2 separate regions of the Homo sapiens genome follow, and region 2 is linked to region 1. A link is an interaction called in ENCODE POLR2A ChIA-PET data of the cell type or tissue named here. Cell type or tissue: OCI-LY7. All regions are shown on one strand. Links, peaks and the distances in the headings refer to the core of each region. The heading gives the core; the rest is flanking DNA.

Evidence for each region. ChIA-PET counts read pairs that join two places held together with the same protein. Peaks named below come from ENCODE experiments on the same cell type or tissue, not always from the same donor. Only the 100,000 strongest peaks of a DNase experiment are listed, where the experiment ranks them.
Region 2: POLR2A ChIA-PET joins it to region 1 with 9 read pairs; 2 of 35 experiments call an interaction of 5 or more read pairs at or near these places.

The regions. Positions count from the first base shown.
Region 1 is chr4:39,968,150-39,972,540 of GRCh38, forward strand. The region is part of intron 2 of PDS5A (PDS5 cohesin associated factor A); the gene reads right to left. Among named protein-coding and RNA genes, the nearest start is that of PDS5A, 7.6 kb to the right of the region's middle. RefSeq lists a silencer at 2,640-2,934. In OCI-LY7, for the core only: no CTCF peak of the experiment used is centred there; a DNase peak (open chromatin) is centred at 2,732; H3K27ac peaks cover 727 bases.
Region 2 is chr4:39,715,176-39,719,566 of GRCh38, forward strand. All of the region lies in intron 1 of UBE2K (ubiquitin conjugating enzyme E2 K), which reads left to right. Among named protein-coding and RNA genes, the nearest start is that of UBE2K, 19 kb to the left of the region's middle. RefSeq lists an enhancer at 699-758. In OCI-LY7, for the core only: no CTCF peak of the experiment used is centred there; no DNase peak of the experiment used is centred there.

The sequences.
Region 1 (4,391 bases), core at 322-4,321:
TGCCATATTGCCCAAGCTGGTCTCAAACTCCTGAGCTCAAGTGATCTGCCCGTTTCAGCCTCCCAAAGTGCTGGAAATACAGGCATAAGCCAGAGGACACCAGACCTATAAGTGTATTTTAAATGTCACTTATTAGATGTGAACCCTGTATTAGTTTCAGAACCCACAACTATATGGGAGGATGGCTATTTGTGATTCTTTTTTTTTTTTTTTGAGATGGAGTTTCGCTCTTGTTGCCCAGGCTGGAGTGCAATGGTGCTTAGATTACTTAATTATAATATTAATTTTTTTTTTTTTTTTGAGACAGAGTTTCACTGTTGTTGCCCAGGCTGGAGTGCAATGGCACCATGTCGGCTCACCACAACCTCCGCCTCCTGGGTTCAAGCGATTCTCCTGCCTCAGCCTCCTGAGTAGCTGAGATTACAGGCATGCGCCACCACACCCGGCTAATTTTATATTTTTAGTAGAGACAGGGTTTCTCCACGTTGGTCAGGCTGGTCTCGAACTCCCGACCTCAGGTGATTCACCCACCTCGGCCTTCCAAAGTGCTGGGATTACATGCATGAGCCACTGTGCCCGGCCTGTAATATGAATTTTTTAAAAAATCACTTGCTCAGTGTATGCTTTTACTTTTTTTTTTTCTCGTGACAGAGTCTTGCCCTGTCCCCCAGGCTGGAGTGCAGTGGCGTGATCTCGGCTCACTGCAACCTCTGCCTCCCAGGTTCAAGGGATTCTACTGCCCCAGCCTCCTGAGTAGCTGGGATTACAGGCATGTGCCACCACACCCAACTAATTTTATATTTTTAGTAGAAACGGGGTTTCTCCATGTTGGTCAGGCTGGTCTTGAACTCCTGACCTCAGGTGATCCGCCCGCCTAGGCATCCCAAAGTGCTGGGATTACAGGCGTAAGCCACCGTGCCAGCTATTTGTGATTCTTAATGTAACAATGATACTAAACTATTGGCCATCCTTCCACATAGCTAACTTTAGTATGGTTTTAATATTTGTCAATTAATATATAATTGTAACTTCTATTATCTAAGTAGCAGAAGTTAATGACACTTTTCAGCTTTAGGTGACTAGCGTTGTTCACAACCTATCAAATGGTCAGTTTCTTCACCTGAAAAATTAGAACAGAAATACATAACCTCTGAACTACCTGTTGACTCCAAAATTCTAAGTACTGTACCTATGTTACCATCTCTAAGACACAAACTCCTTAGTTTGAAAAGTCCTAGCCAGGCAGAGTGGCTCACGCCCTAATCCCAGCACTTTGGGAGGTCGAGGTGGGTGGATTACCTGAGGTCACCAGTTCGAGACCAGCCTGACCAACATGGTAAAACCCCGTGTCTACTAAAAATACAAAGTTAGCCAGGCGTGGTGGTGGATGCCTATAATCCCAGCTATTCAGGAGGCTGAGGCAGGATAATCACTTGAACCCAGGAAGCAGAGGTTGCAGTGAGCCGAGATCAGGCCATTGCACTCCAGCCTGGGCAACAAGAGCAAAACTTGGTCTCAAAAAAAAGGAAAGTCCTTAGCTGCAATTTGAAATTTTTTCAAATTATCCTTTACTTTCAAAAATAAAAATATTTCTCTAATTCAGTATTAATACAAAATATTCATTCATTCACTTAACAAGTATTTGTTCAGCACCCAATTATGTGCCAGGCATTAAGCTTGGCACTGAGAGGAATGAAAAACAGACACGGTATCTGTATTAATAAGGTTTACAGAGAAGCTAAAGAGACAAACCAAATAAATGTATGGATAAATGTAATATGAAGGAGTTGAAGGGTATGTAATGTAGAATCTTTTTTTTTTTTTTTTGAGACAGAGTCTCGCCCTGTTGCCCAGGCTGGAATGCAGTGATGTGATCTCGGCTCCAAGAAAAAGGGTTTCACTATGTTGGTCAGACTGGTCTCGAACTCTTGACCTCGTGATCCACCCACCTTGGCCTCCCAAAGTGCTGGGATTACAGGCGTGAGCCACCGCGCCCAGCCTGTAATGTAGAACCTTAAAGGCTTCCCTTAAGAAGTAACAAATGAATGACAAATGAACACATGGGCTATTTAATGTAAGGAACCTGTCTAGACAGAAATAAACATGGCATGTTCAGGAAACCAACCGAAGACCACTGTGGCCTGACATAACAAAAATAGGTAAAGTAATGCCCTGGAAACAGGAATGAAAAGCTCTAGTATAGGAAAACATATCTTAGCTCTTTCAAAGACATACTCTAAGAATTATTGTCAACGAAGCTTCAAAGCTTCACAATAGTTTCTCTCAAATGCTTAAAAAAAAAAAAAAAGCTGTCCTTTTTCTCCCTACAAAAGACCAAACTCACTCTCATTCTCTTCACATTTCACTGTAATGTCTTCAACTACATGATAAAAGTTACAACTTTTTAGTTCTACTTAGTTTAGATTCCTTAGAAGAAAGCAACTATATAACAACCAAAGTAAATATGGCGTTATTGCCCCTGCCCTCTGCCACTAAACTGCCCTGTGACTGATTTTGGTAAAGGTTACTTGAATACTTTGGCCTAACTTTCATTATCTGTGAAGTAAGAGGAGGTTCCAGAATTTCCTTTAAGATCCTTCTAATTCTAAGATTATGGTTCCACTGTAAAACCGCTTGTTCCTTTTTTTTTTTTTTTTTTTTTTTTTAAGACAAGGTCTCACTCGGTCACCCAGGCTGGAGTGCAGTGGTAGGATCACGGTTCACTGCAGCCCTGACCTTCCTGGGCTTGAGTGATCCTCCCACCTCACCCTCCTGAGTAGCTACGACCATATTTGCATTTTTTGTAGAGATAGGTTTTTGTCATGTTGCCCAGGCCTATCTCAAATTCCTGGGCTCAAGTGTTCCTCCCACCTTGACCTCCTGAAGTGCTGGGATTACACAGGCATGAGCCACCACACCCAGCCTTGTTCCATTCTTGAAAACTGACGAGAACAGGACCAAACACCGCTGAATTCCTTTGTAATTGCCTTTAAGATGTTTTTTGTTTTGTTTTGTTTGTTTGTTTTCGAGACAGAGTCGCGCTTTGTCACCCAGGCTGGAGTGCAGTGGTGGGATCTTGGCTTACTGCAAGCTCCGCCTCCTGGGTTCATGCAATTCTGCCTCAGCCTTCCAAGTAGCTGGGACTACAGGCCCCGCCACCACGCCTGGATAATTTTTTTGTATTTTTAGTAGAGATGGGATTTCACCTGTGTTAGCCAGGATGGTCTCGATCTCCTGACCTCATGATCCACCCGCCTCGGCCTCCCAAAGTGCTGAGATTACAGGCGTGAGCCACCGCACCGGGCCTGCCTTTAAGGTCTTTTTTAATGAGACAGAGTCTCACTCTGCTGTCACCCAGGCTATAGTGCAGTGGCATAATGCCTCACTGCAACCTCTGCCTCCTGGGTTTAAGTGATTCTCATGCCTCAGCCACAGGAGTAGCTGAGATTACAGAGGTGTGCCACCACACCTGGCTAATTTTTGTATTTTTAGTAGAGATGGGGTTTCACCATGTTGGCCAGGCTGGTCTCGAACTCCTGAGCTCAAGAGATCCACCTGCCTTGGCCTCCCAAAGGGCTAGGATTACAAGCATGAGCCCCTGCGTCCGGGCTTAAGCTCTCTTTGTGTTTGTACAGCATTTCAACACTGTTGCTATGTTATAATAATAATAAACTCCTGAATTTATAAAATTATCAATAACTAAGATTCTAATAAAAAAACAAAATTTCAAAAATACTTAAGTATTGTTAAAAATCTACATTTCCAATGAGACATAATACTTTAAAGAAGGATCCCTAATTAAGTACAAAGTCAAAATAGAAAGGAAGGCAGAAGAAATACAAAATCAAAAGAATTTTTCAGAAAACATTTTGGCAGTAGGACATTGAAGTTGGTTGATATGAACGTCGATTTTAACTTCCAAAAGAACTCATAACAAATGGATAATCAAACTCGATGCTCATTCTCCACTGGATTGTATGTCCATTTATAGTTAACAGTACTTCTGATAATCGATTTTCAAACAGAAAATGTACATAAGTAGTCATAACTTTCCCAACACACCTTAAAAAAATAATATTGAGACACGGTTGGCTGGGCGCGGTGGCTCACGCCTGTAATCCCAGCACTTTGGGAGGCCGAGGTGGGCGGATCACGAGGTCAAGAGTTCGAGACCAGCCTGACCAACATAGTGAAACTCCGTCTCTACTAAAAATACAAAAATTAGCTGGGCATAGTGGCACGCACCTCTAATCCCAGCTACTTGGGAGGCTGGGGCAGGAGAATCGCTTGAACCCGGGAGGCGGAGTTTGCAGTGAGCCAAGATTGCACCACTGCATTCCAGCCTGGGCGACAGGGCGAGACTCCGTCTCAAAAAATAAATAAATAAATAA
Region 2 (4,391 bases), core at 244-4,243, 250 kb before region 1:
CCACCACGCCCGGATAATTTTTTTTTGTATTTTTTAGTAGAGATGGGGTTTCACCATGTTAGCCAGATGGTCTCAATCTCCTGACCTCGTGATCCACCTGCCTCGGCCTCCCAAAGTGCTGGGATTACAGACGTGAGCCACCGCGCCCGGCCAGCTAATTTTTAAAAAAAATTTTTGTAGAGATGGGAATCTCCCTATGTTACCCAGGCTGATCTTGAACTCGTGGGTTCAAGGGATCCTCCCAACTCAGCCTCCCAAAGTGCTGAGATTATAGGTGTGGGCCACCATGCCCGTCTGCTTTTTTGTATTTTTAGTAGAGATAGGGTTTTTCACGATGTTGGCCAGGCTGGTCTCCAACTCCTGATCTCAAGTGATCCACCCGCCTCAGCCTTCCAAAGTGCTGGGATTACAGGTGTCACCCACCGTGCCTGGCCCTGTTTAATTTTAAAGTAGTCAATTTTTTTCTGGTGTATTTTACTTATTGTCCTCCTTTTTGTCTTACAGAAGTTTAATTTTAAGGTATTCAGATTTTATCTTTTCCTACATGGTGTGTTTTTTGCATTTTAAGAAGTCTTCTCCTACTTTGATATTAATAAAGGCATTCTCGGACCCAGGTCACTGGTTGGCCTGACCTCCTGCTCTGGAGGCACTGTGCCGGAGGACCCGTTTTTTTTTATTTATTTTTTTAAAGACATTCTTCTGTATTTGGTTTTTAAAAGTTAATTCATTTTCTTAACTTCTGTACTCAGGTTTCTCTCTCTACCATGTCATACTGAAACTGCTCCTTCAGGCAGTACCTTCCCAATTACAGAACACAGAGTGAGTTCTCGTGATCATCCATTTTGTACATGTTCCTTCAGCATTTCCATTTCCATCTTAGAACTCTCCTCCTTTGGTTGCTCTGATACTGCTCTTTTCTGATTTTCCTCTAACCTCTGTTACTATCCTTTATAAAATATTGTCACTGATTTACCTTTCATCCTCCACTTGTCTCTGGAATGTTTGTTTTCTCTTTTTTATTCCTTTTGTTAATACCATAGGTCAGGTTTTTATATCTCAGGATGGACTATTTATTTATTTGAAACATGGTGTCTGTCTGTCTATCTATCATCCAGGCTGGGGTGCCGTGTTGTGATCACAGCTCACGCCGCAGTCTTAACCTGTTGGGCTTAAGTGATCCTCCCACCACAGCCTCCCAAGTAGCTGGCATTACAGGCATTTGCCACCATGCCTGGCTGATTTTTTTTACTTTTTGTGGAGACAGGGTTTTGCCATGTTGCCCAGGCTGGTCTCAAACTCCTAGGCTCAAGTGATCCATGCGCCTTAGCCGCCCAGAGTGCTGGGATTACAGGCATGAGCCGCTGCGCCCAGCCCAGATGGACTATTTGTATTAAACGTTTCCTGGCAACTTGCAATAGCTTAAGCCGGTAATCCCAGCGTTTTGGACGGCTGAAGCAGGAGGATTGCTTGAGCCCAGGAGTTTGAGACCGATCTGGGCAACATAGTGAGACCCTGTTTCTACAGAATATTTAAAAAATGAGGCCAGACACGGTGGCTCACGCCTGTAATCCTAGCACTTTAGGAGGCCAAGGCGGGTGGATTGCCTGAGCTCAGGAATTCAAGATCAGCCTGGGCAACACGGTGAAACCCTGTCTCTACTAAAATACAAAAAATTAGTAGGGCACAGCGGTGTGCACCTGTAATCCCAGCTGCTTGGGAAGCCGAGACAGGAGAATCACTTGAACCCGGGAGGCGGAGGTTGCTGTGAGCCAAGATCGTGCCACTGCACTCCAGCCTGGGTGGCAGGGTGAGACTCCATCTCAAAAAAAAAAAAAAAAAAAAAGCCTGGGGTGGGTGGTGCGCATCAGTAGTCCTAAACTACTCTGGATGCTGAGGCGAGAGGATCCCTTAAGCCTGGGAGATCGAGGCTGCGGTGAACTTTGACTTTGCCACTGCACTTCACAGAGCCAAGACCCTGTCTTTAAAGAATAAAATAGAATAAAAGTTTGCTTATGTACATTTATTTTTCTGCCTTCAGTCTCTCCCAGCTTTTCTTTTCTTTCTTTTTTTTTTTTTAAGATGGACTCTCGCTATATCGCCCAGGCTGGAGTGCAGTGGCACAATCTTGGCTCATTGCAACCTCCATCTCCCGTGTTCAAGCAATTCTGCCTCAGCCTCCTGAGTAGCTGGGATTACAGATGCATGCTGCCACACCCGGCTAATTTTTGTGTTTTAAGTACAGACAGGGTTTCACCACGTTGATCAGGCTGGTCTTGAACTCCTGACCTTGTGATCCGCCCACCTCAGCCTCCCAAAGTGCTGGGATTACAGGCGTGAGCCACCACGCCCAGCCTCTCCCAGCTTTTCTAGTCAACCCTAATGGTGCCATGCCACTGGATTTAATTTTAAAAATACAATGTTACATCATTCTCTGTTAGGTTTTCCAGTGCCTATGGGGATAAAGTCAAAACCTTTATACTGTTGTTCTTGTGTCCGGAATTGGTGGGTTCTTGGTCTCACTGACTTCAAGAATGAAGCCACGGACCCTTGCGGTGAGTGTTAACAGTTCTTAAAGGCGGCGTGTCCGGAGTTTGTTCCTTCTGATGTTCGGTTGTGTTCGGAGTTTCTTCCTTCTGGTGGGTTCGTGGTCTCGCTGGCTCAGGAGTGAAGCTGCAGACCTTCGCGGTGAGTGTTACAGCTCTTAAGGCGGCGCGTCTGGAGTTGTTCGTTCCTCCCGGTGGGTTCGTGGTTTCGCTGGCTTCAGGAGTGAAGCTGCAGACCTTTGCGGTGAGTGTTACAGCTCATAAAGGCAGTGTGGACCCAAAGAGTGAGCAGTAGCAAGATTTATTGCAAAGAGCAAAAGAACAAAGCTTCCACAGTGTGGAAGGGGACCCGAGTGGGTTGCCACTGCTGGCTCAGGCAGCCTGTTTTTATTCTCTTATCTGGCCCCACGCACATCCTGCTGATTGGTCCATTTTACAGAGAGCTGATTGGTCTGTTTTACAGAGAGTTGATTGGTCCGTTTTGACAGGGTGCTGATTGGTGCGTTTACAATCCCTGAGCTAGACACAAAAGTTCTCCATGTTCTCTAGATTAGCTAGATACAGAGTGTCGATTGCTGTATTTACAAACCCTGAGCTAGACACAGAGTGCTGATTGGTGCATTTACAAACCTTGAGCTAGATAAAGAGTGCCGATTGGTGCATTCACAATCCCTTAGCTAGACATAAAGGTTCTCCAAGTCCCCACTAGACTCAGGAGCCCAGCTGGCCTCACCCAGTGGATCTCGCACCGGGGCCACAGGTGGAGCTGCCCGCCAGTCCTGCGCCATGCGCCTGCACTCCTCAGCCCTTGGGCAGTCGATGGAACTGGGTGCCGTGGAGCAGGGGACAATGCTCAGGCCACGCAGGAGCCCACGGCAGGGGGGCAGGACTCAGGCATGGCGGGCTGCAGGTCCCGAGCCCTGCCCCGTGGGGAGGCAGCTAAGGCCTGGTGAGAAATTGAGCGCAGCGCTGGTGGGCCAGCACTGCTGGGGGACCCGGCCGCATCCTCCGCAGCTGCTGGCCTGGGTGCTAAGCCCCTCACTGCCCAGGGCCAGCAGGGCCAGTCGGCCGCTCAGAGTGCTGAGCCCGCCAAGCCCACGCCCACCTGGAAATCTAGCTGGCCTGCAAACGCCGTGCGCAGCCCCGGTTCCCACCCGTGCCTCTCCCTTCACACCTCCCTGCAGGCTGAGGGAGCTGGCTCCGGCCTCGGCCATCCCAGGAAGGGGCTCCCACAGTGCAGCGGTGGGCTGAAGGGCTCCTCAAGTGTGGCCAGAATGGGCACTGAGGCCGAGGAGGCACCAAGAGTGAGCAAGGGCTGTGAGGGCTGCCAGCACGCTGTCACCTCTCATTCTGACCTACCTTTCCTGACCTATTTCCTGTTAAGTCACAGATACACACTTGCATTCCTACACATACCTCAGACTTTCAGTCTCCCTCAAACCTTCAGCAATACAAAATTGCTTGCTATTTAGTTGTTTCATCTGTCTGGAATAAGCCCTTATCTTTTTTCTTTACCTTTCGAAACCTACTTGTCCTAAAATACCACCCCTGGTAAGCCTTTCTTGAAGCCAAAGTTTCCTTCTGTTTTTCATTGTCAGACTTCATGAGAGCAGTTATCTTACTATTGATAATTGTACATATGTCCTTCTACTCCTGGTAGATTAAACTCCTTGAGGGCTCATATTCATTTTTTTCTCTTTAGCACCTTGTAGGGTTCCTTGAATGTAGAAGCCTTAGTAATTTAAAGCACACCAAAAAAGTCTTTGATAGGTATCTAATTTTGAGGAGCTGCTGCTAAAAGTGCTCTTAGGACATAGGTTTAGGGCAGGCTTCCGTTACTTTTAGCAA